Regions from separate parts of the Homo sapiens genome. Here regions 1 and 2 are each linked to region 3. The links are chromatin loops, found by intact Hi-C in ENCODE. Cell type or tissue: PC-9. All regions are shown on one strand.

What was found. Hi-C counts contacts between places; a loop is a spot of excess contacts. Peaks named below come from ENCODE experiments on the same cell type or tissue, not always from the same donor. Only the 100,000 strongest peaks of a DNase experiment are listed, where the experiment ranks them.
Region 1: a loop joins it to region 3, with 2.9 times the contacts of the local background. A loop is called at or near these places in 3 of 110 quality-filtered maps.
Region 2: it touches region 3 in a loop (2.3-fold over the local background); 8 of 110 quality-filtered maps call a loop at or near these places.

The regions. Positions count from the first base shown.
Region 1 is chr7:122,215,477-122,223,476 of GRCh38, forward strand. LOC102724527 (a long non-coding RNA gene) reads left to right here. Exons shown (of 6, transcript XR_007060500.1): 5 at 1-1,552; 6 at 2,666-3,801. Among named protein-coding and RNA genes, the nearest start is that of AASS, 75 kb to the left of the region's middle. In PC-9, CTCF peaks have their summits at 3,983 (motif pointing right) and 4,183; a DNase peak (open chromatin) is centred at 1,835.
Region 2 is chr7:123,363,583-123,371,582 of GRCh38, forward strand. No RefSeq gene overlaps it. Among named protein-coding and RNA genes, the nearest start is that of IQUB, 170 kb to the right of the region's middle. In PC-9, a CTCF peak has its summit at 4,129; no DNase peak of the experiment used is centred here.
Region 3 is chr7:122,882,853-122,890,852 of GRCh38, forward strand. It overlaps CADPS2 (calcium dependent secretion activator 2), which reads right to left and starts at 3,608. Exons shown (of 30, transcript NM_017954.11): 1 at 3,147-3,608. The coding sequence starts at 3,485. RefSeq lists an enhancer at 2,896-2,945 and silencers at 3,306-3,435, 3,476-3,525, 3,536-3,615, 3,686-3,845, 3,856-4,015. In PC-9, no CTCF peak of the experiment used is centred here; DNase peaks (open chromatin) are centred at 1,569, 3,709 and 4,579; H3K4me3 peaks cover 2,800 bases; H3K27ac peaks cover 1,139 bases.

The DNA.
Region 1 (8,000 bases), 670 kb before region 3:
GAGTGATGGAGGCGAAAGCTTAACTAGAGCTGACTCATTAGAAAATGAGAGGAGAGGAAAGTGGAGACTAAAAATGCAGTCCACTTTTCTCAGAAATTCTAGTGTCAAGAGTAGCAGGGAAACGGTAGAAGCTGGTGGGAGATATGGGATATAAAACACCTATATTTTTAGGTGGGAAATGTTACAGTATGTTTATATGCTGATGTATCAGGCCGTTCTTGCATTGCTATAAGGAAATAACTGAGACAGGGTTATTTATAAGAAAAGGGGTTTAATCAGCTTATGGTTCTGCAGACTGTACAGGAAGCATAGTACTGTCATCTCCTAAGTTTCTAAGGAGGCCTCAGGAAGCTTACAATCATGGCAGAAGATGAAGGGAGACCAGGCACATCACACAGCAAAAGGAGGAGCAAGTGAGAGAGCCAGTGGGTCAAGAGAGGTGCCACACACTTTTAAATGACCAGACCTCCTGAGAGTTCACTATCACAAGAACAGCACAAAAAGGATGGTGCTAAACCATTCATGAGAAATCTGCCCCTGTGACCACCTCCGGCTGGCCCCACTTCCAACACTGGGGATTACAATTCAACATGAAATGTGGGCAGGGATGAATGTACAAAGTATATCAGCTGATATAAATGATTAAGTAGATCAATAAAAGAAATTAATGATTGGGGAAAACTGCTAAAGCAATGCCCTTGGAAAGATGAATGGGATCTAGAGCACAAGTAGATAGGTCTTGGATTGGAATGTAGGCTGTTTACGTGTAAATGAAAGAAAGGCAGTTATATGAGTTTAGGTATAGATGGATTAGTAGATTTGGTAATGGGAATCTGTGGAAGTTCTTTGCTGATTACTTCTATTTTCTCAGTGAAGAAAGGAACAAGGTGTTCAGCTAATAACGTGGTTTGGGAAGGGAGTTTGAAAAGAGAAGATAAAGAAATACTCATCTAGGAGAGTAGGAGTGTGGATGGACTAGAAAAAAGGTAAGATCGCTGGGAAGCACTTGAGTTTGGTAGACATGGATTTAAGGACAAAGCCTATCTCAGTACATTTCACTGTGGAGAGAAGCAGGACACAACTCCTTCGTGCAAAGTCTGATCTGAAAAAAAAAAAAAAAAAAAGAGAGAGAACAGAAGGAGTAGAGCCAACCATATTCAATTTCTTCTTCAAAGAAAGTGGTCAGATAAGTCAACCTACTTCCAGTACAGAGAAGAAAGCCAAAGGACAGGGAAAAGCTGGAAGTATCTCTTTTCTGGGCTTTTTCTCCTTGGGAATGAAATAGTTGAAAATGTCCTTCCTTCTATGAAAACATGAAAAGGAGGGGTAGGTGTCCCCCTAACGTGTGGCATCGTTTAATAAGGCCCCAATGGGATATGCATTCTGCACACTGTACTACAGGATTTCTTTAAAATACTTCTTAAAGAACCCATCCAATTTTATGCAAGTATTCAAAAGTCTCTAATGGGATTCATTTTAATTATTGTAACAGAAAAAGAAATTCTTGGTCCCCAACATGGAAATCCAAGATGCAAGGAAATCATAGGCTCTGGTAAGTGCTTTCCAAAAATATATGTGAATTTTTTTTTTTTTTGGCTCAGTTGGAGTTACCTGATTCATAGGTCACTAGCAGGGGGCACGTCATTGTGGGTCCCTTCAGAGACTGTCCTCATGCATTCATCAGTCACACTTCCATATGTTAAGTATCACATAGAGCTGGAGCTACAGTACAAGGGAATTTGAACACAAAGGCCTGAAGTTGAAAGCCCCAAAACTGAAAATGCTCCAAGTAATCCATGACTCACCTTGTTTGTATAATTGCAACACACAAACATACAAGTTAATCCTGTCTGGAGTACAAAGATGACATGAGCCAACGACTTCATGGCTAAACTCCTGGTTGGGTCAAGATTCTGAGTACAGTACAACTGGCTTTGCAACAGTCAGATGATACTGTATCTGGGCTATCTGATATAGAAGAATATGTAGAGAGGAAATGTGAGTGGCAAAAAGAATATCGAATTCCCGGCCCAACCCAGAATATTCTAAGTGTTGGCAATAGTAGAAAAGGCTATGGCTGCTGAGACGTCCTTCCAACAATAAAATTGTCTCTTTATGAGATCTTCGAATGATAAAGTAAAGTTTTGCATTTAAATGTAATCAAGTTGTTTAAAAATACATAGCAATGGAAAATGTTAGGAAATTCTACCTAAACACAAATGTGTAAAATGATAGTTAATTTTATTTTTGACATTAGTTTAGCATTCCAGCTAAACCTGGGTAAAATTTGAGATTTTAATGAGATGCTCATATAAGGAGAGCTAAATTTCAATATAGCTGTAGTTTTCCTATAGCAGAAACTGCTCATTTAATTCGACAGAAGAGCTATAAATTCAAGCATAAGTGCCAATACATACGGTAACAAAAAAAATCATAAAAGAAACTCTCTTTCATATTTAACACTGGTTCTCTGCCCCAACTACAATTAGATTCACTTGGGGAAATTTTTAAAAAATATTGATGCCTGGACGCCACTCCAGGTTAATTGTGTCATAATGAAATGGGGAGTGGGGGGGTGGGAAGGCACAGATGAAGCTCAGAAGCTCCTCAGGTGACCCTGTTCTGCACCACGATCTACAACGATTCTCAATCTTGCTGTACTTAGAATCACCTGGGGAAGAAACCGCTGCAGACCAAATTGCATCTTAGATCCATTAAATCAGAAACTTGGATTGCTGGATTCAGGTACAAGTATTTTTAAAGCTCCCTAAGTGATTATAATGTATAGCCAAAGTTGAGAACTACTGCTTTGGAGCCACTGGTCTAATGGAACAAATTGCATTGATTTACTTCCCTTAATATTACTATGTATAACTAACTAAATAAGATGTATTATTTTATGTTTCTTCTTAATATTGGCATAAACCAATAAATTAGTGTATGTATGTTTCATTGTTAGAAGAATATATGAATATTATTTTTGTACCAGATATTCCATCAGGAGCAGAAACGTTCACAGAAAAGGGGCACAAATTTTAGGGGCAGAGTAAGATGTGAACCATACAATCAGCTCTGAGCATCCTCCTCTGCCCATTTGCCTCATATGGTTTTAAGGATGGTAAGTGCAGATAAAGCTGTGAATGAGAAGAGGAACAGAGCAGTCATCATGGAACATGAGAGAGAAGCTATGTATTCAAGGCCCCAGAACCACAAGTAGAAGGAGCCTGGATCCCAGATAATTTTGTGGGTCCCATAGTCCTGAATTGCCTGCCCAGGCTTTAACATGAAAGAGAACAATTTCTCTATTTCATTTAAACCACAGTTATTACAGGGTCTCTTTCAACAGCCAAACCTATTACCTAACTAACACAAGTCATGACCAGGTAGTCTTGCTAACAGAATATCTCATATTCAATTAAGTGTTTTAAATATATACCATTGTTACTGCACCTGAACAACCGAAAACTTCTGTGAGAAGACCAAAAATCTATACTTAGTAGAAATTTTCCTTCTTAATTTTAGCATCTACAGAAATGTGCCCCATATTTTGTCCTGTGAATGACTTTCAAAAGTTCAGACTTGTGTAATGCCCTATAAGTTGAACCAAATATTAATTTCTTTGCAATATATAAAGATTTTATTTAACATAGTGTAATATAAAGATAATATATGTCTAATGTAGTAGATGTCAAGTACAGTATGTGTTTGGTATTTAGACCTTATAAAAAAAATTTTTCTAGCTCTTGTCTACCATGTAGGTAACATATTCCCATTTTATAAATAAAGCAATTCCAGAACATGTTTCAATTCTCTTAATTCCATGGTTTTTTCTATATTATCTCATGTTGCAGTTAAATTTAATTTCAAATTTATACTATTTTAAAATCATTATTGGTATTTCTGCAAATTGTAGTTAGTTTCCATTTGAAATTATTTTCCTCACAATTGTGCTTATGCTGCAATTCACAATGATGACACTGGATGGCACCAAATTTTACCTTTTAAAGTTGATTTTCCATTTAAACTATGACTGGTGCACAGCAAATATTTAAGTTACAGAACTTACTCAAAAACTGAATACTTTAATCACATAAATACAAACCCTAATTCCCAAGTCAATGATAAAAACCAACATAATTGCACCACATGTTTGTAACTGAAGAAACAAATTATGTGCATAAATGAAGATTACAATTCTAAAGTGCTGACTGAAAGTGTATTGTATGTAATAACATCAATGGGTGTTTAAACTTGAAATTGTGTAAACCAAAGGAAAACTGTTCAAATACATGAGTCACAGCAAATTCTAGGAAACTTGTAGTATCAAGACAAAGAAAGTAATGCAAATATGCTCCAGTCATAAGATTTCAGGTTGGAGAATACCTAAAGCTTACTGCAACCATCTATTTTCTTGGACAATCTACTCTGAGAGTTCACTCTGATGTTTCATGCCCTTGGTGAGTTTTCTAGTCTTGCCATGGTCCATAATTTTCATATCAGTATGGCCGTCACTTGAAGGTAATAAGCCTTCAAGATGCAGTTCCTGGAAGATGAGTTCCTGGCTCAGGCTTCCTCTTTCCTCTTCCCTCTGAAGGGAATTTATACATTGAATCCCAAATTGTATATGCTGGCTGATTGTGCATCATAACCAGTCTTTGCACACACTACCACTCAAAAATTAAGTGCACAAGAGAAGGAGGAAAACCAGAAGAGTATAATACAATGGAAGGCAAGATAAGAACCTTGTGAGACTACTACTTTCTTCCAATTGAGCAGACCATTAGCTGGGCGTTGTGGCGGATGCCTGTAATCTCAGCTACCGGGAGGCTGAGGCAGGAGAATCGTTTGAGCCCTAGAGGTTGCAGTGAGCACGAGATCATGCCACAGCACGGCAGCCTGGGCAACAGAGCAAGACTTCGTCTTAAAAACAAACAAACATAAAACAAGCAATTAGACCAAAAATATTTGTAATTGTCCTTGACTCCTCTGTTTTTCTCACATTGCAGACCCAATCCACTAGCAGAGCTCATTGACTGTCTTCAAACATGCACAGTACAGGTCACTTCACTCCACTTCCTCTACTATAACTCCAGTCTAAGCCACAATCACTTCTTGCCTTGGTTATTTCAATGGTGTCATAACTGGTCTTGCTGCTACCACCTTGCTTCCCCCAACCACTGTCAACACAGCTACCACAGTGATCCTGTTAAATGTGATGTATCACTCTGTTGTTCAAAGTCCTTCAATGGCTTTCTCATCTTCATTGGTTGGAAAAAATATGACTTTTTAGGTTAAATCTTTATATTTCCTTATGGCAAAAATATGCATTGTCATTGTAATGAAATCCATCATTTCTAAAATGGATAATATAGTGAAATTCCCAGATAACTTTCTCATCCTAGTAAATACTACTGTTGATAGATTGATACGGATACACATTTTATACAAATGGGATTGTAATATAATATTCTTCTGCAAATTACTTTATTGGCTTAACTTTATATCTTTGGACATTGCTCTATGCCACCATATATATATATATATATATATATATATATATATATATATACACACACACACACACACACACTTACCTCACTTTATTATCTGCAGCACAGTGGTTCATTGAATGGTTTTGCTGTGATTTAATTCACCAATATCCAATATATGGACATTGGATTTAGTTTAGAAAGCTTTTTAACAACAGTACTGCAGTGATCATCACTGCATAAGCATTTTTTTATACATATGAGTATATGTCTGTGGGTAAAGTCCTAGAAATGAAATTGCTGGGCCACAGGGTGTAAGAGACATAAATTAGTGTGATTGCCTTAATTCTCCTAGTTGCCATATCTATTCTCCAGTCCTTCTTGTAAGGAAAACCTCTTCTTCTTCCCAGTTCTTCTCAGGTTTTACATGGAAATCACAGTGTTTTGATATGCCCCTCGTATCCCCTGGCCATGGCAGAGTTGATTCTCTCCATCCTGTAGATGAGATTAATGAGTCTCAAAGAGCTATGGTAAATGGACAGATTCCACATGTTTAGTGAGTGTATGAAATAAAAGTCAAATCAAAGTCCATATGAACACAAAAGTTGCGTTCATTATCCTGTGTTGTGCTTTTATACATATATAAATAATTCTGTTGAAAACATCTGAATATGGAAGCTAATTGGCTTCTATGGGACTCGAGATCTAGACTCTGGTTAAGTTTGTGCATTTCTGAGCAAGAATAAAGGAGAAAGTCCCAACCCTTGCATCTAAATATTTTGGCTTCACAGTAATACAAATCAATGCTTCCCAATATTCATGGACTGAGTATTTTACATTTCATCTGGATGTTTGGGGGTGGTGGAGAACAACAGAATGTGATTGAGCACATACAGTGCTCCAAGAGAGATGTTTCTGTTCATTGTGGCATTTGTAATTCGAGGAAGAAAAACTGGTAGCAATAGAAACATTCATTTATTTGGGCCAGATAAAGCACTCAGATACTGTTGATATTTATAAGCCATAATATAGTTGTAGCGATAAGGCAAAAATAAGGCTGCGAAATTCCTTGTGTTACATGGGACATGTTTCAAGGAGAGATGTTTGTTTCTCTGTGGCAAAATTTTCTATTACTCTTCTCTGAAATCACTGTGGTCTGGAGCAACCTTACCCATCCAATCCCCATGTGGTTCTCAAGCAGACAGTATTGCGTGTGGAGCAAACCTAAAAAGTGAGTCAATCTGCTTCAACACAGCCCCTTTCTTAAAGTATATATATTTCCTGTTATAATAAAACCAACATCAACATGAGATGATGATAAGGATGATGATGATAAGAAGAGTTAACATATACTGAGCATCTATAGTTATGCCCAGGCACCATGGTCTATGGCCATAACCTTATCAAATGTTCTTAACATTATGTGAAACATGTATCATTATTACCCTCATTTTACAGAAGAGAATACAGAGTTCCTAGTAACTGCCCAGATAAACATAGGATCATGATTCAAATCTAAATCAGCCAGATTCTTAATGCCCTTGTTCTCATAATGCCCTCTTATGTTGCCCCCAAAGAGGCCAGAGGCCACAAGGACTTGTCCTTCTCCATGTTCCAGATTTCTCCATGCCTTCCACTTCACTCAGATAGGAATTGGCCAGCTCTGTGCCTTAGCTCTGGGCTGGAGAAGTTTTATTAACTAATCTCATGGTCCAAAATGTATTCAGTTAATAGATTCTAATGTTTGTTTCAAACACAATTATATGTATTTGACATAATTGTCTTGATGTAATGATGTAATGTCTTGAAGTAAGAAATGCAGCCTTGATGCTGAGGCTTTCAGCTCTGTGGCCAGGAGATATGTCTGGCAGACAGATTTACAATGTCCAAAAGACATTCCCAGTGAGAAGGTAGGAAGCAGAGGGAGAGGAAACAGCAGAAGAAAGCCCCCCTCTGCAGGCCACTTCTACCCCAGGCCTCTTCTTGCCTTGCTGTAACACTGCCTCACTAAATCAATCTCTTACTCCAAGCACTGTACCAAAATCAACTCTCTTACTCCATATTTTTATTCAATTCAATTTATCTCCTGAACCCCCGGAAATATGCTGGAAGTGTTCAGAAAATATGTTGAAACTTCAGGTTACATGAAACAGGCTAGTCATGAATAGGACCTCCCCCTATATTAATGCTTGAGTTCCTTATAACTGAGGGTCAATGAAACCTCAATCTCCAAGGATTTTTTTTAATTGTATGGTGCTTATTATCTCCTCCCAGAAGTCCTCTCCAGTTTGTATGCATCTAACTTGGAGTAATTCTACCTAGAAAGAGAAATGGACTTCCATATTTCTTGAGGATGGATGCTTTATGTTGCTTTGTAAGCTCCCTCACGTGTTTCTTTAATGTCTGTATTGTATTTCTATATTGTTCAGGATTCTTGATTGAAAATAACTGAAAGACAGTTCCGACTAACTTAAAAAAATAACTCGGAAGTTCAAGGGATGACCATACAGG
Region 2 (8,000 bases), 480 kb after region 3:
AGAACTACAATCTTGAAAAAACCTACATCTTGGCCGGGCGCAGTGGCTCACGCCTGTAATCCCAGCACTTTGGGAGGCTGAGGCGGGGAGATCACAAGGTCAGGAGATGGAGACCATCCCGGCTAACACGGTTAAACTCCGTCTCTACTAAAAAATACAAAAAATTAGCCAGGCGTGGTGGTGGGCGCCCTATAATCCCAGCTACCAGGGAGGCTGAGGCAGAAGATCACTTGAACCCTGGAGGCGGAGGTTGCAGTGAGCTGAGATCGCGCCACTGCACACCAGCCTGGGCGACAGAGCAAGATTCTGTCTCAAAAAAAAGAAAAAGAAAAATACTACATCTTTTACGAGAAAGTACAGTACCATTGGACTAAAGTTTACGGTGATTGGTAATTCCTTATAAATATACAGATTCAATAGTTAAAAAAAAAATCACTAGTGTGTCACCATCACTGTCTAAAAGACCCTTTAAGATTCATTTAGAAATAAATAAAGTCCTGGCCAGGCGCTGTGGCTCACGCCTTAATCCCAGACCTTTGGGAGGCCGAGGTGGGCAGATTGCCTGAGCTCAGGAGTTCACAACCAGCCTGGGCAACACGGTGAGACTCTGTCTCTACTAAAATACAAAAAATTAGCCCCGCGTGGTGGTGCCCACCTGTAGTCCCAGCTACTCGGGAGGCTGAGGCAGGAGAATTGCATGAACCCGGGAGGCGGAGGTTGCAGTGAGCCGATATCACACCACTGCACTCCAGCCTGGGCGACAGATCAAGACTCCATCTCAAAAAAAAAAAAAAAAAAAAAAGTCCTGTAGTAGAGATGGATGACGATACTCCTTAATTTTATTATTATTTGAACTGTCCCAGAAGGCTGTGCGACTCCCCATTTTATAATGTCATAGTTACCAAGTATTCCAATATTGATTTAATTTCATAAAGAAACTTTTTTATAGGAAACACAATTTACTAACCAGATCAAGTGGGATTCTAATTGATTTCTTAAATTTTATTATAAAAATTGGCATTCTTATATATAAATGAATTCCTTCAGGATGACTCAGTCTCTCCCAGAATTTACTTACTCCTGACTAAAATGAGAAAATTGGGTTTCTGTATCTGCAAATTGGAGGATATATGTTGACCCCATCCAGAAGCAGACACTCTTGAAACCCAGGTCAAAAGCAGCTTTCCCTTTTAATTCACACTTTCCTCATTACTTCCACAAATGTTAATTTTTAAGATTAAACACCATTACTCTCATCTTTTTTGCGTGCATATTTAGGATGAATTTCTATTATATTGGTCTCACTTTACAAAGGATAAATTACCCATATATTCATATTGATGTTTTAAGAAAGACAAATTTGTAGTCCACTTAATTTGACTAATATGCACCAGGCATCATTTTAGAAGAGAAAGTGGATTGAAATCAATCAGTAAGTGAAAGAGAGTTACTCCAAAAATGTTACAGGGCTCCCATGTCTGGAAACACAAGGACTCTCTATGGGACAAAGTGATACCAGCTGTCACAACACCAACATTTGAGACATTTGGGGCAGCGAACCCCAGGCCGTGCCTCCTGGGCAGGCAGAAATGCTCAATTTGTAATCTACTTAGACACAACTACCAAAATCTATGGCTAGTTGCCTTTTCAAAAATTGCAGAAGTTTGGAGCCACATGATATTTTACTAATTAGCAAACCCAAATGCTTAATATTTCCAATGAATGGAAGATTTGCCAGAGGTTTCAGAATTTGCCTTTTATCACGTCTCCTAGAAATAAGGTGGGACTTCCCAACTGTCTATCTAGAGCTTACTATAGCCCCACCCTCATTCCCATTTTAATTGCACTGAGGGAAGAAACTCATGCCTTTCTTTTTTTTGAGACGGAGTCTCACTCTGTCACCCAGGCTGGAGTGTAGTGGCGTGATCTCGGCTCAATGCAAGCTCCGCCTCCCGGGTTCACGCCATTCTCCTGCCTCAGCCTCCTGAGTAGCTGGGACTACAGGTGCCCGCCACCATGCCAGGCTAATTTTTTTGTATTTTTAGTAGAGACGGGGTTTCACCATGTTGGCCAGGATGGTCTCGAACTCCTGACCTCGTGATCCGCCCACCTCGGCCTCCCAAAGTGCTGGGATTACAGGCTTGAGCCACCGCGCCCGGCCGAAACTCATGCCTTTCAATCCTCACTGCAGCTACATCCCTTAGAAGCACTATATTCACCAGAGGTAAATAATTACTTTATGTAGATTTAATTAACCTCAAATCGGCTAGTCTTGGCCCCAAACCTTCTTTAGTCTCCCAAATCAGTCTAATATGAGAAATTGAATATGTTCAGCTTGATATGCTTTTGGGGTGTACATGCATCTATCTGCTTGGGGTAGTAGATAAGCAACCACTACTTTGATGAGTGGAAGTTTCAACTGCTAGGAAAAAGTAGAAATAAACGAAGCCATCCCATCTAACAAGACAAAAAAAAAAAAGAAAAAACACCCACAGGAAAGATAGTTGGATATCAGGTTGACATGCACTGTCTTTACTTTTAGGTTAAAAAATAAGATTAGAAAGAGTTGCTATCCTGAGGCAAAGTGAACATTGTTTTTTTCATTTTGAATAAACCCAAGTTGTATTCAAATAATTTTTGCCACGACAGATAAACATTGAATAAAGAATGACTCATCTAATATGTGTTCCACTATATGTGAAAATAACAGGAAGAATAACAGTCTTCAAAATTTTTCTTTTAATATCTCCGAACAATTTTTTTTTTTACACAGGGTCTTGCTCTGTCACCTAGGCTGTAGTAGAATGGGGTGGTCTTGGCTCATTGCAGCCTCAACCTCCTGTGCTCAAGCAATCCTCCCACCTCAGTCTCCCGAGTAGCTGGGACCACAGGTGCACGCCAGCATGCCCAGCTAATTTTTGTATTTTTTCTAGAGATTGGAGCTTTGTCATGTTGCCCAGCCTGGTCTCAAACTCCTGGACTGAAAAAATCTGCCCACCCAGGCCTCCCAAAGTGCCAGAATTACAGGTGTGAGCCACCGCTCCAGGTTTTAAACAAATTAAGTACAGGTTATTTTTAAATGGCATCATAGATTTTTAGTTTTATTTGGAAATTTAATTTGTTTACTATTTCAGCTTCCACAAACCCAATTTAATTAACCCATTCTATTCATGAAAAATGTAGCATGAAAGTGTGAGAACAAGCAGATGGCTCACAGCAAGTTGCCAGGGACAATTCAGTCCCAGAAGGGTTCAGCAAGATCATCTAATGTAAAGAACAACACACTTGTCTCAGGGTAAACTAATGTTTATTACCAGAGCATATTCTTTCTCAATAATATTTGGAAGCAGCTTGAAATATACAACCAAATATAGCAATTTCACACTTAGATGTTTAAAAAGGTAATATTACCTTTCATATTTTCCCCAAATATTCAAGGATATCTGGGAGCACTGTTTAAAAAATCAAAAATGGAAGAAATCAGAAAATAACCAGAGAACAGGAAAGATGGTAGCTCCAAAACATTGCAAAGCACTTTAGACGAACCCTCCTCTAACTTGCCTGAATTTTGGATTGCTGATGCTCAGGAGAAACGGTGTAGAGGATGTCTTTTGGCTGCCTGCCATCCTCTGAACTGGGGCTGAAAAACCACTGAAGTACAATAATAATGGTAAATTATTCTGTCTTGTTCCAAATGATTTTAATATTATTTGGAGAGCTTTCAAATGCTTTTGAATTAAGAGAATGATTGCAACCCTAAATTTTAGGAACGTGAGAAAACTTCAAATGATCCTATTAAAGTTGAAGTACTTTAACTTTTAAGATACGTGATTTTACAAATCTTTACACATTTCAAGGTCTACATAGATTTTTTAAAAATGTTCTTAAAGCTCTACCTTATTTGTTTTAAAGAAATTAATATGGACTCTTACTTAAATGTATAAGCTAAATGTATTTTCAAATCTTCAATAGCAGCACATTAATTTATTAGTTTAAATACAGTTTTTGAGTAAACAAACTTAGAGCTCATGAATGGTACCAGATGGAGAACCAAAGTATTAGTGTCTGCCTTATTTTGACTGGCTAGGCAGCGAGTTGGGGAGCTTAGCTGTGCGCCATGCCTCAACCCTGACCTCCAGAGGCTGTTCTAAGAATTACAGAAGTTTTCTTTTTTAATGCATTTACGTAATTTCAACTTTTATTTTAGGTTCAGGGACTAACATGTACAGGTTTGTTGCATGGGCATATTGCATGACACTGAGATTTGGTGTACAAATGATTCTTTAATCCAGGTAGTGAACATATTATCCAATAGGTAGTTTTTCAGCCCTTGTCCCCCACTCTAGTAGACCCCGTGTCTATTGTTCCCATCTTTATGTCCATATGTACCCAATGTTTAGCTTCCACTTGTAAGTGAGAACATGCAGTATTTGGTTTTCTGTTCCTGCATTAATTCGCTTAGGATGATGGCCCTCAGCTGCCTCCATGTTGCTGCAAAGGACATGATTTCATTCTTTTTATGGCCATGTAGTATTCCATGGTGTATATGTACCATATTTTCTTTATCCAATCCACTATTGATAGGCACTAGGTTGATTCCATGTTTTTGCTATTGCGAATAGTATTGCGATAAACATAAGAGTGCATGTGTCTCTTTGGTATAATGATTTATGTTCCTTTGTGTATATACCTAGTAATGGGATTGCTGGGTTGAATCACAGTTTTAAGTTCTTTAAGAAATCTCCAAACTGCTTTCCACAGTGGCTGAACTAATTTACATTAGCACGAACAGTGTGTAAGCATTCCCTTCTCTCTGAAGCTTCACCAACATCTGTTATTTTGAAGAACAGAGGGTTTTCTAACAACAGTTGACTGAACTTTAGTAAAGCTATCAAATTTGTCTACCTGCTTTAGTTAACATGTCCCAGATCACAGCAAACAGATGAGGGAATTATCCTGTTTTAATCTAGAGAGAACAATACCAAACATCTGTCATTGCCAATGCAATCCTTGACAGTTTCCAAGGGGCTGGAATTTCTGACCTATTCAAGTACTGCCGTTAACACTTTATTCACTCTTCTTTCTATTCCTTATGAAGAATAATTCACCAATATTCTCTTTATTCTTGAGGATGATCACCAAGATGGTTCTCAGTTTTTCTGAATAACCCTTTAATCTTTTTCTATGGGTCTTATTTTCTAAACTTTATTTTTGTGTGTCTACTACAAGAAGACCTTTGTTAGATAACCAGTTGACATTAAAGATCATGTAGTAACAATGAAGGAAATAAATTTATTTATGGTCCTTTAGGGAATTTTTATACATTTATACCTACATGCTATCAAAAAGCCCATCCTGGAAAGTCAGTTAATTAGTTCACAAACATGCTACTAATGAGATTTAAATCACATGAAGACATGTTTCTTAAAACTTACTGAAATACCCCAAAATGTTACCTTGACATATACGTATAAATAGGATGGTGTCGGATAACACATGGGATTTTGTTTGCCAGAAATTGACCACTAAGATTCATGCTGGGCACACACTACTCATATTTAAGATCAGACGACTTACAACTACCAGGACCAACTCTTCTTTGAAGGGCTTATTGAGATGTACAGTTTTGGCAGAACTCCATATAAGTACCACCACACCTCCACCACTACCCCATTACCCCCTAAAGTTCCACTTTCCCATTCCCAAGGTATGTAGAATAGGAATCCCATAAATGAACCGATTTGGGCCTGTGGAAGTTGGTGGTATTGAGAACTACAGCCTTGCTGAGGTTCACAACCACAACCTGAGGGAAAGAGGTAGATACCTTAGAAGAATGTGGTAAGAGCCTTCAAAGAGTCTTGGTATTTAAAAGAGCTGAACTGATTGAGTGTAAGCACCCTGATATAGTTTGAATATTTGACCCCTACAAATCTCACGTTAAAATGCAATCCCCAATGTTGGAGTTGGGGCCTAGTGGGAGGTGTTTGGGTCACGGGGGCAGATCCCTCATGAATAGCTTTGTACTGTCCTGAGGTAATGAGTGAGTTCTCACTCTATTTGGTCACGCAAGAGCTGTTTGTTCAAAAGAACACTGTATCCCTTCCCTCTCTCTATCTCACATTCTCCTCTCTCCCCATGACACACCAGCTCCCCATCCGCTTCTACCATGACAGAAGCTTCCTAAAGCCCTCAAGAGGAGCGAATGCTGGCACAATGTTTTTTGCATAGTCTGCGGAACCATGAGCCAAACAAACTTCCATTTAGCAATTTGTTAAAATATATGGTCAACAGACCTGCCTTCTATGTCACATCTGTATAAAACCGCCTATATGCTAGTGATTGAAAGGTGTCTGTTCCAACTCTACTTTAATATGGTTTCGTCCAAGGGTGAGCTACATACCTACTGTCCCATAAACACAAACTACAAACACCAAAATCTCTTTGGGCCCCTCTTCTTTTGTTCCTCATCTCCTGCTTCAGTACAGTTCATCTTTTTATCCTGATTCTTGGCCTCAGACTCATTTTTTTAAGCTTACTTTTCCCACTTTGGATCTGGCATTTGTATCTGATCTCTTTGGCTCCTGGCTTATGGCTCTGACATGGATTCCTCAACCAATTATCCCTGTTTATTTCCCTTGGTGGACATAAATAAGACCCTCTAAGTGTAACCCCCAACTCCAACCATTCATCTAGATTTAACCTTCTCATGGAGGTTTAAGAACCCACAGAAAAATGTGTAAGCTCCACAAATAGGCCCATTTCAAAAAGTTTTCTCATCGTTAGCGATCTTAATCCAGTGAAAATGGCAGATGCCAAAGATTCTTTCCGGTCTTCCAATTACTATTCTTAATCTTAAAAAGCACATAGGATACAGATAATGTAAGAATTAAAGTGAGTAATGACAGAGTCATGATGGCACAAAGAGTATGTGATGACACAGGTAGGCTGGAGGCCCATCACAGCTGCTGAGCCCACTGCTGTTTATTGGGACCAGTGACTCTCAACAGGCAGGTACTGTCCCATAGCCATAAAGGAGTTCTAAAATGCTGTGTGGTTGGAAGCAGTATTTTTGGCTGTCAGTGATTGAAAGGTGCTATTGAATTTGGTGGGTACAAGCCAGAGTGCAATGCACTGGGCAGTCCAGATAAATGAAGAATTGTGCCACATTCGACAGAATCTGTGAATAATGTGCCTGACATTAAATAGGTGAAAAACTTCACTTATCATTATCTAAGCCTAGAATCAACCTCCTCATGACAAAAATACATGAAGTACTTTTTACACAATTTTAATCATGCCAAATTTTCCCAAGAATGCTACTACCATGCAAATTAGGGGAATTATTTTACTTTGCGTTCTTCAGAATTTTACAAAGAAAATATCACCATTTCACGTAAATATATCATAGACAGCAATGTTGTTTGTGGAAGTTGAATCACTAATACAGCGTGTGTGCCGATCTATATCTGTGGTCATTTTGTTTGTAGTGATTCTTCGTAAATGCAATCATACTTCTCTGTTATATCTTTTAATACAGTCATCCCTAATTGTTTACATATTGCAGTGGCATTATTTATTATAAATCACTTTCCTTGTATTTATCGTTTATATTTTAGTTTAAGATATTTTATTGATTGGTTTGCAAAATTATGTATTATCATTTAAGGGTAGCAAAAGGGATATTGCAAATTATTTTTTATAAAAGGGGCGTTGGGGATGGTATGGTTGGCAACCACTGATTTTGTCTGTCTCACAGTTCCAAAATCAGTCCTACTTTCTCACATCTCAATTGCCATTTCTCTACCAACAAATAAAACCAAATAAAGTCAAGCTAAAGATGGCAAATAATATTTTCTAAATAGGAAAAGAGACTTTAAGAAATTATTGGTTAAATCATCAAAGATTTACTTTTTTTTCTAAAAGTGTTGCTAAACTCAAGCAGTCTCTCTGCGGTGTGGAGTTGGGGACAGATACCAAAGGGGGTGGACAAGCTCAGAATT
Region 3 (8,000 bases):
GACATCACTTTCAATCACTGTTTATTAGTTCATACTCATATCATGTGTGAACCCCTGGATATGTTCATTTAGGAGGTGTAGCACCTGGAAAGGCACTCTGTCACAGTGTGTAGCCCATATGCACCCCCAGAATTTTCTGTAAAACCATCAGTGGTCAATCAGAGGGCTTGAATGTCATAAACTGACCACTATTATTCCTCAAAATTGAAATAGTCTAGACAAAAGCAAAGAAATTCATGTGTTCGTTAACTGTGTTTAATGCTACTAAGCTTTCTCAAATAGCTCATAGACACAACCTCTTACTAACTTTGTGGACCATTTTAGCCAAGTGAAAAAAATAAATAAATAACACTGCTGCTCAGTTCTGGTTCATAGAAACTCACCAGCTCTAATAGTGAACGGGCTTTGACTAAAGAGAAACCTGACTCCTGGCCTCCTGGGTAAAGATCTTATCTTTGTGATTAATTTTCTTCATAAAATGAGGACCCTTTCAGATCTCAATTTCTGGGTCTCTAAATTCTTGAAGTTGAGAGAAGTGAGTAAGCAGCAATATTCATTTCAATGACAACAATTTCAGCTATTAAATCTTTTTACTGGATGCCTGACTACTTGAAGATACAGAATAAAATAAACAACGGATTAGTGATTTTGCAATTACCTTGTTACTTCTTTTAGATAATCTAACTGTATAATGCAAGACTTCAAGTAAGTTTTGGCATTACTTATTAGCTTGTGCATCAAATTCACATAAACATAGTTAAATTCCCATTTCATTTTGCCCTAAGAGGAAACCAGACTGCCAAAAGTTGCTCCAGCTCCCTTTAGTAAGCAGCACATTTTTTAAAAGGTGGGGGAGGGTTGAGTAAAGTAAATACTTAGGCTATTTGGCATCCATCTTAATAAAAAATAAAAGTAATTCACAAAAGTTAACCTGTGCTCAATGCTCTAAGCATTTAGAATGTGGAAATTCCTAAGGATTCTATTTTTTTTCATAGAATATATGTTGTATTTTGCTTTTTTTGTAGTTTGAAATTATCTTTGGTAATGCCTGGATAAGGTTATAACAATAGTCTCCCCAGTAGTATTGTGAATGCACCTGCTTGCCAATTCAAATAATTTTGAACAAATATTTAAACAGAAGGAGTCAGAGAAAAATGCACTATTTGAACAGCTAAGGGAGGGTCCACTTCATTAACAAAATGCAACAAGTATTCACAGTATAAATCAACTCATAGTAAATTTGCAAAAGCATCTTCAAGGATAATATTCCAAGGAGAAAATAGTCTCTTAATTTTACCAAACATTATTTTTACACTTTAATCATTAAAAATAGGCTTAAATGCAATATGAATGGTAAAACTAGAGACTGGATGATATGAACTCATACCACAACATATACAAAAAATAGTTTTAACAATGACTATTGAAGCTGACAGTCGCTTGACTAGAATTGAGAAGAGGCCACGGGTGACTGCCTCAGAACAGACTCAATTAGAGCAGCTGATTAGGAAGTATGGGATTCATACAGGAGTGGAGCAGCAGGCTCATAAAAACACCGCGGGGCATTCAAAACTTACCTGAGTAATGGTGGTTTTAACTGTGCCAATTTGTTTGGGATTGGGAAATGCTATTATGACCTATTTCTCTTCTCCAACATGAGGAGTCTCCCTACCATTCTGTGACTGAATACCTAGGGTTAGGTTACCTGAAGGATCTGTTATTAATCTCCAGCTGTAAGGAAATATTCCATAAGGATTCCCAGAGAATAAATGATTCCAAAATAGTTGCTCAGTTTGTGTGTGTTTTAAAAAGTTGGGTAAGACCACTTAAAATTTTTTTCTAAGAGGATAGATCTTAAGCATACAATAGTGTTAACTATAGGTGTGTACTTATCCCCATGATACTTATACACCTATGAAACCACCAATAGTTAGGGTGGAGTGGTATGCACAGCTTTTTACATGTCAATTATACCTCAAAAAATAAAGGTTATCTAAATGGGGGTAGGAGAATGTAGGGAGACTGAATTTACTCTGAACTACAGTTATAGTTGAAGTCAACTCAAAACCTCTCCAAATTTCTAAAAATGCCTCACACACTGAAGTTAATATTTCAGAAAACTAATAAATGTCTGTGCATGTAGGTATGCCTTGAGCAGACTACAATCTCTCTGGATCTCTAGGTCTTGTCACAAACTGAGGGAACTGTTACCGATTTCTACAGAACCTTCCAGGTTCAGCATTCTATTAAAAAGATTTCCTAGAGTTTGTATTGTAAACATTTAACCACTTAGGACAATTTGAGTCATTACTCGTGTCTGGTACAGAACATCAGGCCCCTGGGGTCTTGTTTTGAAACTCAAGTTGGCCAGCCTTTCACCTGAAACAAACTTCTTACCTTTTGGGGGAGAATAAGCATTTTGTTCCCCAAAAAAGCATTTGGAAAGCATTTGTTATGAAGTGATCATGCACCAATCCTTTATCTTTCATCAGTAATAGTATATTTCATTAATCAGGCCTGCCCAGACCAGAAATTACTTACCCACAAACACTTTACAAAGCTGCATGCCTTCTCGGTGTTTGGATTTGATGTCCTGGTTGTATGACAATATAGGAAACGTATTAATTTAACTTTTTTATTCACTGAGGAAAATTTCTACCCCTCTTAAGTGAAGACTTCACTCTAGCTAAGAGAAGTACTCGGGCTCCACCTGTTTCGCCTAGCTACAACACTCATTCAGACCCTCGGCAAACCCAGCTCTAGCAATATCACGCCAGGCTAGGTGGACAGGAATGCACCAGTGCTGTTGGAAATTAAAGTTGATGGGAGTTGCATTCTAATCCGGCCAGAGCTGCGCCTGCCGGGTGCAACCGCGGCGCGGCCGGCGCTGTCGGTCTCTGTCTCACGGATGGTGAGCTGACAGCTCCTGCCAGCCCAGGCGGGGAGGAGGAGAAGAGGTGTCCGCTGCAGCCGCATACCCGGCGGGTGAAAGCACCGTCTTGTCCCCAAAGATTCCTCTGCCCTCAGAGACTAACAAAAATACGGTGTCCTGCGTTTCGCAGAAGGACGGGAGGCGTCCCAGAGCTCTCCCGGGAGAAAAACCCAGGGAGAAGTGGTGGTAGGAGGCGCCCGGTCCCGCAACTCACCTTCTGCTGCCTCCGGGCCATGTCGGTGGGCTGCTTGGCGTTGAAGGGGTACGCGATGCACCTCACGACGAAGACGTAGAGCTGCAGGCGGATCCTCCGCTCCTGCTCATCGTCCAGCTGCCGCTGGGGCTCGTCTCGCCCCTCGCTGAGCACAGAGGGGCTCGGGCTCACAGATCTGGCCGCGCCGCCGCCGCCCGCGCGCCCCGGCGCGTCCCGCCGCCCTTCCCGAGTCGGGGCTGGAGGAGCTCGCTGCGAGCTGCCGGCTGCCACCAGCACATCGCGGCTTTCCTCTTCCAGCCCCTCGTCCGACTCCTCTTCGCTGGAAGACGGGTCCAGCATGGTGCTCGGGGATCCCCGCCGCTCGGCCCGCGGTCCCCAAGCGCCTCACCCCCGGCGGCTGCGCCCGCGGGTCTGAGGGAGCCGCGGGGCTGGCTGCAGCGGCCGCAGAACGAAAGGAAAACTGGCCAGGGCTTTCCGGACACGTCGAGTTAGATTCAGGAGTGTTTCCTACCACCAGGGCGAAAGGGGCGGGCAGGAGCCGGGAGGAGGATTGGGAGGGGGGAGAGGGGGAGCCGCCGGGACTGAATAGGCGGAGTTAGCGTTGGGGGTGAGCTTGGGCGCCTCAGGAATTGCTCCGCCAGCCCCGGGCGCGCCGACCCAGCGGTTCCCCAGAGCCCGCCGGCAGAGGCGGAGCCGCCCGAGCGCCCGGACGCAGGTGGGGAACCTGTGGCGCCTACAACAAGCAACACGTGGAATTGAATGTTGAAGAGCCGCGCGGGGCCGCGGAGTGCGCGTGCGCGCGCCGCCGCTGCTGCCCGGGCCCGCCTGGAGCCCTAGCACACAGTTTGCAAAGGCGGGGAGCGGCCGAGCGCGATGGCCCGTGTAAGCGTCCACCGGGGCTGCTCCGACTACCCTCACCCTACCACCTGTGATCTTTTCTCCAGCAGGTGGAGGTGGAATGGGGAGCGGGGAGGGACTGTTCCCTAGCAAGAGGTTAGGGGGAGCGGCCGAGACATCTCCCCAACCCGAATCGGCTGCCTAGGATTGAACCCCAGCGCGGAAAAGCGGGACTGGAGCCCTTCACCACGAAGTATCTTTGCGACAAGACTTTGAAAAGTCTCACTCTGCTCTGCTGCCGTTTTGATACTCATGCTGAAGCCCAAATTATAAAAGTCGGAGTAATGAAAAAAAAAAGAAAACCAACGAGGCTTACTTTTTAAACTGTTCTAGTCCTGCAGACTCAAGGCAAGAGAGATTTTATATGTGCAAAATGATACTGATTCAGCTCAAACATATCTCGATTATTTTCTGGGTTGGGATGCAGTTGACTCAAAACAGGTTGTGTAGTGTGGACATTTATTCAACAAAGATTTGAGCGCCCTCCCGGTGTCCAGCACTGTTAGCCTTTTGCGGAGCCCGCGGTGACTAAGGCACATGACACTCAGTCGCTGGTGGTTCTGGCCTCAAGTCGGCGTCTTGTAGCTGCGCTGAAGCCTGCCTTATCTGCGCAGATTTCTCAGTCCTAGTGCTGGAACCACCTAGGAGTTTCTTATAGTAATTCTGTATCTTATGTCCTAAGTCCTGACAGAGGGGGAAATAGGCAAAACAATGCATTCAACACCAGGTGGAGTGTGCAGCGACCAGGTGGGCAGGGAGGTGATGAAGTTCAGTGGAAATAACACAGGGCAAATTAACTACCAGCTCTGAGCTCCTCTACCACCATGGTCAAACAGCAGTTTTAGCTTTTTCAGGCCACTTTCATATAGTTAGGTACACAAGAGAGACTTCTGCACTTACTGACATTCTCTCTAGATGGGTAAAAGACAAGGAGGCATTTACTCCTGAGGAGTCTTACCTATTTTTCTGCCTAATCCATAACAGGCCCCCTAGTAATAAAAGGTCTTCAGTAAGAGCATGGCTGTGGGATGATCACAAACTGCCAAGAAATAGAAAATCTCAAACACCTATGTATTTAAAGGCAATGTTTTATTTTTGGCAAGGCAAACAAATAGCAATCTTGTCATAATAGCTGATGCTTATCTAGCACTTTGCAAAGATCTGTGAAATTGTTTAATACCCTCATCAAAGTAATAGCTTTCTGAGGCAGGTAGTATTATTATTGATTGCCCTTTGAACCAGATACTGCACTAAGCTCTTTACATACATTATCTCATTTATTTTAGGTTCCATTGTTCAAATAAGGAACCTGAGAGTTGAAGAATCCTTTCCTTAGGGTACAGAACTAGCACCTAATGGAATAAGGACTCAAAACAGTTTTCTAGTTCCAAATAGTGTCATTTTCTACTGCAATTTGCCTTGATAATAAGACAGTATAATAAATGTATGAGGTTTACTAAACTAATAAAAATTTCTAGGGACATAAATGTATGATTTAAATATAGCAACTTTACTGCCCTTTTCTTGCCAACAATAGGTATATTTTTCAGTTCCTTTTATTAATCAATATTACTTGATGTGATCACTTATTCTTTTCCCATTAAAGGTGGTTATTAAGTCAAAGATCTCCAAGCCTTGAGGATCCCACAGGAAAACATCTAATAATTTTTAGAGCAGAATATACAGTGTTTTCTCCATGAAGATGAAGATGACTTAAGAGGCATAAATTAAAGAAATATCTAAAAGACAACAAAGAGAATGTTTAAGCATCATTAAACATACATTGATTAAGAAACTAACATATGCTAAAGCTATACTGGATATATTTAGGAAAACAAGATATAGGCCGTAAGAAGTTTATCAGTTAAGGAATGACAAATGAAAAAAACATTTATTTAAAATAATCAATATTTGGATTGCAATCTGATGAGTGTTCCAATAACCTGGAAGATAATGGCAATACAGAGAAGAAACACTTCATTCAGAAGATAGTAAGTGATATGGTTTGACTCTATATCCCCACCCAAATCTCATCTCTAATTGTAATCCCCACATGTGGAGGGAGGGACTTGGTGGGAGGTGATTAAATCATGGGGGGCAGTTCCCCCCTGCTGTTCTATGATAGTGAGGGCATTCTCACGAGACGTTTATGGTTTAAAAGTGGCAGTTTCCCCATCTCTCTCTCTCTCTCTCTCTTGCTGCCTTCTGAAGAAGGTGTCTGGTTCTCCTTTGCTTTCTGCCATGACTGTAAGTTTCCTGAGGCCTCCCCAGCCATGCGGAACTCTGAGTCAAGTAAACCTCTGTTGTTTATAAATTACCCTGTCTTAGGTACTGTCTTTAATAGCAGTGTGGAAACAGACTAATACAGTAAGAGAAGTCTTCCAGGATGCTTGACATATATCTTGAAGAATAATTTAGAGCTGTCAAGATGAGGACACTGTAGATAGGAAGTAATGCAAAGATGTGAAATTGTTTGCCACTTTGGAGAATTACAAGTAAAGTGGCATGCCTGAAGTGAAGAATGTATGTAATATGAAGATGTGGAAAATGAGACTAGAGAATAAGCAGAGGCAAATTCAGGATTGGGTCTGTGTGCCATGCTTTGGAATTTAAACATATCCTGAAGAAAATGGGGAAATACAGAAGGGTTTTAAGTAAGGTAAGACATACTGTGATCCATAACTCTTAAGAGTCCATCTGGAGCAATATAAGGGCAATGAAACCAGAGACAAGCTATAAAGAGGAGATTACTAGGGACGTCTGAGAGAGAAACAATGGGCCTTGAACTTAAGAGAGAGGACAAGAGGAGGAGGAAAGCTGATGAGATGGACAAAGGAATTAATAGAATATGTATGAGGTGCTGACAAAGAGGGTCAAGCATAGAAGATGCTTGTCAGAATAGTGTAACTTGATTAATAATAGATATAATATGATCTTCTAGAAGACAGGTAGGTTTGGAGAAACATCAGGTCTTTGAGGAGCTTAAAGTACACATATGGATGATAAGGTCTAGAAATTATGTGTTCAGAGTGAGAAGAGGGCCAATGAAACTTCCTTGCCTCTCCTCTAATTAAGGGATGGTTTGAAGAAAAGGAACCTGAAAAGAAGATCTGATCATTAGTTAATTGTACCCAAATAATTTTAAAGTTTTTAATTTTGTGCTTGCGCTAATGTTTTGCCAAGTTTCTACCTTACATATTAACTTTTCAAGTAATTATAACGTTGGTTGATGCTCTGGAATCATTGATTAAATGAGGCCCAACATAAGGCTATATTGGGCACACAGCATAAATGCACACAATACACTTAAACTTATTCAATGATTCGTTTTTACTTTTTTCAAGGTGAGCATAAAAACAAATTGAATTTATACTGCTTTTTAATGGAACATCTCTTATGCTAAGGAAAGATGGATGCACAGTAATAAAATGGAATATAAAATGTGGTTTTGGCAATAATATTTAAGGAAACAAGTATGTGACCTGAATATCATAGGTGGGCTGTTTTCTGAATGAGAATTAGTTTGTGCATTTGGCCTCAAAGTAAATGTTAACTCTTTCAACTCATAGATGAAATCATTTTTTTCATAGAACAGACATTTTTTGGTTTCCCACTTTAGGTTATGCATTATTCTGAATACATAAAAGCTAATAATTTACCCACTGGGAGAATGCATATGAAATAGACAGGAGAACAAATTAAACAATAATGATAATATATGCTCATGTGTTGTTAGAGAAAAATTCTCAAAATATCCCTTAAGTGTCTTGAAAGTGGACAGTCTATTATCTTTTGTGGTATAGTTATAACTAAAATTATTGTACAACAGAAAGAGGAATCTTTTTTAGGACAAATGGAAGAATCAGTTTTGCAACATCTATGGGAAAACTGTCAGCTCACATAGAAATATGCACTTACAAAAATAAAATAAAAATATTTGTTTGAAATTTTGTGTTG